Linked DNA regions of Homo sapiens: region 2 is linked to region 1. A link is an interaction called in ENCODE POLR2A ChIA-PET data of the cell type or tissue named here. Cell type or tissue: Panc1. All regions are shown on one strand. Links, peaks and the distances in the headings refer to the core of each region. The heading gives the core; the rest is flanking DNA. Region 1 overlaps BCAS3 (BCAS3 microtubule associated cell migration factor). Region 2 overlaps BCAS3 (BCAS3 microtubule associated cell migration factor).

What was found. ChIA-PET counts read pairs that join two places held together with the same protein. Peaks named below come from ENCODE experiments on the same cell type or tissue, not always from the same donor. Only the 100,000 strongest peaks of a DNase experiment are listed, where the experiment ranks them.
Region 2: POLR2A ChIA-PET joins it to region 1 with 5 read pairs; 3 of 35 experiments call an interaction of 5 or more read pairs at or near these places.

The regions. Positions count from the first base shown.
Region 1 is chr17:61,323,332-61,326,246 of GRCh38, forward strand. All of the region lies in intron 22 of BCAS3 (BCAS3 microtubule associated cell migration factor), which reads left to right. Among named protein-coding and RNA genes, the nearest start is that of TBX2-AS1, 75 kb to the right of the region's middle. In Panc1, for the core only: no CTCF peak of the experiment used is centred there; a DNase peak (open chromatin) is centred at 1,301; H3K27ac peaks cover 2,358 bases.
Region 2 is chr17:61,227,348-61,230,262 of GRCh38, forward strand. The region is part of intron 22 of BCAS3 (BCAS3 microtubule associated cell migration factor); the gene reads left to right. Among named protein-coding and RNA genes, the nearest start is that of BCAS3-AS1, 93 kb to the left of the region's middle. In Panc1, for the core only: no CTCF peak of the experiment used is centred there; no DNase peak of the experiment used is centred there; H3K27ac peaks cover 2,201 bases.

The DNA of each region.
Region 1 (2,915 bases), core at 236-2,735:
GCACTCAGCTACAACATGGAAATAAGTAGTGCAGTGAGCAGTTAGCATAAGGGAGTTCCAGCCCCGGGTTCTAGTCTCAGCTTTGACCCTCCCTGGTAAGCTGTATAATCACAGGAGTGGCCCTGAACGGACTTAGGATTTGGTTTTCTACTCTGTGAACTGAAGCTAATTTCTCCTACCTGGGAGGATTGATATGGAAGAGAAAAGTTGTTGATAATGTAAAAATGCTTTGAGAAATATCTTAGCTGTTCTCAAAATTATAAACTCGGGAGTGTGGAGGGGGTTGGTGAATTTGGGGAGAAATTGGTGACCAAGGGTCTCCAGTTCCTTCCTCCATATGGCATCTCTGTCAAAAGTTGAGCCTCTGTTTCCTTAATAGGCCACTTCCCTCCAAGGATTCAGGGACCATTCATCACCGTGGTGCCTAGTCCCCAGGAGGTCAGTGGCCTGCTGCGGTGCTCAGCTGCTGGTAAGTGATCCAGCAGAAGCAGGCAGCCCTGGCTTATCCATGGCCCCCTGGCCCCTGTGTGGGTTCCTTGGCTCCGTGTTTCTCGTCTTTCCCAGACGCTTCTTCCCTTCTTGTTTGCACATTCTTCCTGGAGGAAAATGATAGCTCATTGTCAAAGGTTGGGCGGGAGACGAGGTAAGAACTGTTAGTGTCTGTGAGATGTTTGGGGATTTCCAGCTGGAATCCTCACACTTCTTTGGCTGGAGCCGCCTTCCTCTGTGTTCTCAGTGTGCTCTTGTAACCCTCTGCTAGATCACTTAGCACATGGGACATACTGGGACTCTTCCCATCAGGCTGCAAACTCCTCCAGAGGCAGGGACCCCATCCTTCTGATTCTCTGTATCCCCAGTGCCAGACATATGCTAAGCACTCGAGAAATGTTTCAATCAGTGAGTGAATTAGAGGCGGGAGAGACCCTACCTCCTTTATCATACACATTGATGAAACTGAAGCCTAGAGCTAATATGTGAGGTGATCACACAGAGGATACTAGAACTAGGATTAGACTAAGGCAGAGATTCACCCATTTGACCCCTGCAAGGCTGATCACTGTCAGGGCAGGGCAGGGAGAGGCTGCCCCGAGTATGTGTGGTAGTATTAATATATGTACATGTAATATTTGTGTGCGTTTAATCCCAGTTCTAGTATATCCTGACTATGGTATATCTATATATATCCTGACCCCGGGTTGGCTGTGTGTTAAAAAATCAAACTGAAATCGCCTCCAAAAGGAAGGCAGCACTGAATGACAGTAAAGTAAGGGCTGGGCCTGGGGTCAGCAGCCTGGCGTCCAGCCCTGCCAGCCACTAGCTGTTTGACCTTGGCTGAGTCATTTCCTCTCCCTCATCTCATTTGCCTTGTTTATAAAATGGTATCCAGCCAGGCACGGTAGCTCACTTCTATAATCTCAGAAGGCGGGAGGATCAGTTGAGCTCAGGAGTTCAAGACCAGCCTGGGCAACCTAGTGAGACCTCATCTCTATGAAAAAAAAAAAAAAAGAAGAAACAAAAAAGAAGATGTAGACTGTGTGATCTCTGAAATTTCTCCATGTTCAAAAGTCTAACCTTCGAAGACTTCTAAGAGTTTTAGAAGAAAAGTTTGAGCTGCTAGAGGAGAAAGAGGAAACAGTTTAAAAATTAAGTTAGAGAGTTCTTGCAAAGGAGATGTTTTTGTTAGAGACACTGAAAATTCTTCTCTTAAAACCATTTCCACTAGAGGCCATCCCACCATGCACAGTTAGCCTGGGCTTTAAAACCCCGCTCCCTCCACTGCCAAATGAGTTGCTGATGGGAATTTTTTGAATGTTTGACTCTGTGTCTCTGTGGACCACAACAGGACCACAGGCTGTTACACAGTTAGCATTTAACTTACATTATGAAGTGACAGAATCGCACTTGTGTGGCTGATAGAGACCATTGCAAGTAACTAACAACCGTACAAATAGCGCCCTGACCTTTTCATATCTGTGGGGCCTGATTCTCAACCTCCATCCTGTCCTGCACATACTCGGCGTGGCCTCTCCCCACCCTGCCCTGAACAGTTATTAGGGCTCACAGGGCTTGCAGGGTGACCCTCTGCTCCAGGGATATGGGCACTGCCTGGAGGGTGGTGAGCCTTTCCTGGGAAGACCTGCACTGGCTCTCCCTGAGGGCTTTCCATACCAATTCATTCTTGGTCAGTGGCAGGCACATTTCACACTGAATTCCACCCCATGGGGCTGTGTCTAATTGGACAAATTTGAACAGCAGGCAGCACAGCCACTGCCGCAGGGAGCATTGATATATGGCCCAAGCAAGGGACTAAAATCTTAAAGTGACAGGGCCCCGTTTTCAAAGAATAACTGGCTGGCTTCCAGGAGTAACAGGCCTGATGATGACCAGCAGGAGAGAGATGGGCCAACTCCACAAAGCAGGGGCTTTTTTAGGGAGGTGTTTTTGAAATGAGTGTCTCCATTTTTCCTGGTCTTGGTGGCAAGATAAACAGGATAGGGTGGTCCCTGGGGACAGTCATCTGGGACCCAGTCATGCTGAATGTTTCTCTCACTAGAGACTCACTGTATCTGTATCCAGATTAAATCTGGCTAATATATACTGCAGGGAAGCCTCGGCAGAGAACAGAGTGAAAAATCGTGTTGTCATACATTACTAAGCACCCACCATTCATTTGTTTGGCATCCATCAAATCTCTATAAATGCTAACTGTGTGTGCTATTAAATGCGCACTGCCCGGACACAGTGGAGCTTGTGAAGTTTGTGGTCTAGGAGGGGAAAAGACATTAATCAGATAATCTCACAAATTAACATAATTACAAATTGTGTGAAGTATAATGAAGGAAAAATTCCATGTGGTATGAGAGCATCTGAAAAGGGTATGCAGGGAGAGTTTCCCTAAGGAGGTCCCATTTAAG
Region 2 (2,915 bases), core at 216-2,715, 96 kb before region 1:
ATTAAGGTAATTCATTTGGCCTCTGTGGGTGGATGTTAATCACTAATGCTGTTATAACCTAAACATGTCCCTAAGACCAGAAATTATAATTAAGAACAGAGGAACTCTAGGGACTGTAAGAAGTTTGAAACAGAAAAGGGCTTTCTTTAGCTTTTGGGAGGAATTTGTGTTTGCCCATGAATGAAGTGAAATGACCAGGTAGACAGTAGAACCAGGCCTGTGTGCTGGGGAGACCTTCTGTGCCCTAAGGCCACATGGCCGAGAGACAGGTGGGAAGCCAAGGAAGAATAAATTGGGCATAGGTCCTGTTAATTTACACCAGCCCATCAGGTTGGAGCACACTCGGGAAAGTTCTTGCTACTCCGAAGGTGATTTTTAGAATCAGAAACCTGTACTTGAGAAACATAACTTTTTGTGTTATTTATATTTTCTGTAATGATTTTCTGTTGCTCTCTGCTTGATTTTATGTAAAATTTGTACTAAGGTTAAACATTGAAAGAGAATTTTGCAAATATCTGAGCCTCTCTAAAGGGAAGAATAGGTGATGCAGTGGGGTTGGCAGCACTTTTCCTATTACTTGGGAGTGAACCCTCAGGGAAATAAAGTGCAAAGGCTTAGCCACAGGTGTAGCCATAGAATCCCTTTCCACCTGGAGACTGTCCTTTCCAATTTCCAGCACAGGTTTTGCATCTGGTTTTCCTAAGAAGGCCCCTTCCTTTACACACATTCCTGCATACTCCTGCTTCACCCTCAAGGCCCAGTAGAAACCAGCAGTAGGACCTTCCTCAATTTTCAGCAAGTAGGACTCCTTATTTGAAGGACAAGTACCTGGCTCTTAATTGAAGTCTTGAACAGTTTCAAAGATGGGAAAATTCTTTATTATTTTGCTTTGAGATTCTCCTAAGCCCCAGCTGAGAAATTATGAAGGCGACTATAGACACATCAAAATCTATTACCAGAAAAGTTGCCTTACCAGGAAACCGTAATTTATAGTGTATTTTTTTAAGGTGGGAAGGACACATGGGTATGGTGTATTTTAAAAGGATTTAAAAGCACTAAAGTATAGGCACACCTCATTTTACTGCATTTTGCTTGATTGTGCTTCACAGATGATATTGCATTTTTTACAAATTGAAGATTTGTGGCAACTGTGTTAAGTGTGTAGACATCATTTTTCTAACAGCATGTGCTCACTTCGTGTCTCTGTGTCATACTATGGTAATTGTCACCAGCTTTCAAACTTTTGCATTATTATTTTATCTGTGGTCAGTGATCTTTGACGTTACTATTGTAATCGTTTGGGGGCACCCTCAAGCTATGCCCATGTAAAACAGCAAACTTAATAAATGTTTTGCGTTCTGACTGCTCCACTGACCAGTTGTTCCTCCATCTCTCTGCCTTTCCGCAGGTCTCCTGATTCCATGAGCCACAATAATATTGAAATTGGGCCAATTAATACCCCTACAATGGCCTCTAAGTGTTCAAGTGTAAAAAAGAGGTTCGCCTCTCACTTTAAATCAAAAGCTAGAAATGATTAAGCTTAGTGAGAAAAGCATGTCAAAAGCCACGACAGGCTGAAAGCTAGTCCTCTTGCAGCAGTTAGCCGAGTTGTTAATGTAAAGGAAAAGTTCTTGAAGGGAATTAAAAGTGCCACTCCAGTGAGCACAGAAGAAAGTAAAACAGCCTTGCTTCTGAGATGGAGAAAGTTTTAGTTGTCTGGATGGCAGATAAAACCAACCACAACATTTCTCAAACTGTTGGCCTCAAGCAATCCTCTTGCCTCGGCCTCCCAAAGTGCTGGGATTACTGATGTGAGCCACCGCACCTGGCCACCACCACATTCCTTTAAGCCAAAGCCTAATCCAGAGCAAGGCCCTACCTCTTTCAATTCTATGAAGCTGAGAGAGGTGAGGAAGCTACAGAAGAAAAGTTTGAAGCTAACAGAGGTTGGTTCGTGAGGTTAAGGAAAGAAGCTATTTGCATAATATAAAAGGGCAAGATGAAGCAGCAAGTGCTGATGGAGAAGCTCCAGCCAGTTATCTAGAAGATCTAGCCAAGATCATTGATGAAGGTGGCTATGCTAAACAACAGATATCGATGTAGACAGAACAGCCTTCTATTGGAAGAAGATGCCATCTAGGACTTTCATAGCTAGAGAGGAGGAGTCAGTGCCTGGCTTCAAAGCTTCAATTGAAGGACAGGCTGATACACAATGGCAATTAAATGTCAACATTCATTTTGAAGGGGATGCTCAAACTATAGCACAGACCAATTTTCTTTGTCTAAATACAATAGTTTTCCTTCCAGGCAGCCTCAGTCCACGTTCATGAGCCACATTCTTGTGCTTCTCCATTTACATAGCTCTAATAGTAGAGGAGAGATGCTTTATGCATCCCTCTTACCCCGTCTCTAGATATGGAGCCACAACCTTGCCTGCTACCAGCTGAAAATTCTCCTGAAGCTAGGCTTTTATCTTCGAATTATAAGATAGTGTTGGCTGGGCGCGATGGCTTACGCCTGTAATCCCAGCACTTTGGGAGGCCAAGGCGGGCGGTTCACCTGAGGTCAGGAGTTCAAGACCAGCCTGGCCAATATAGCAAAATCTGGTCTCTACCGAAAATACAAAAATTAGCCGGGCGTGGTAGCACGTGCCTATAGTCCCAGCTACTCAGGAGGCTGAGCCAGGAGAATTGGTTGAACCCAGGAGGCCGAGGTTGCAGTGAGCTGAGATCATGCCACTGCACTCCAGCCTGGGTGACAGAGCGAGACTCTGTCTCAAAAAAAAGTGTGTGTATACACACACACACACACACACACACACACACACATAGTGTTGATATGTGCATATATGTATACTTTGTTTTAATATGTAAGCTATTTGTCTGCCAAATTACTTTTTTCATAAAATTTTAAGC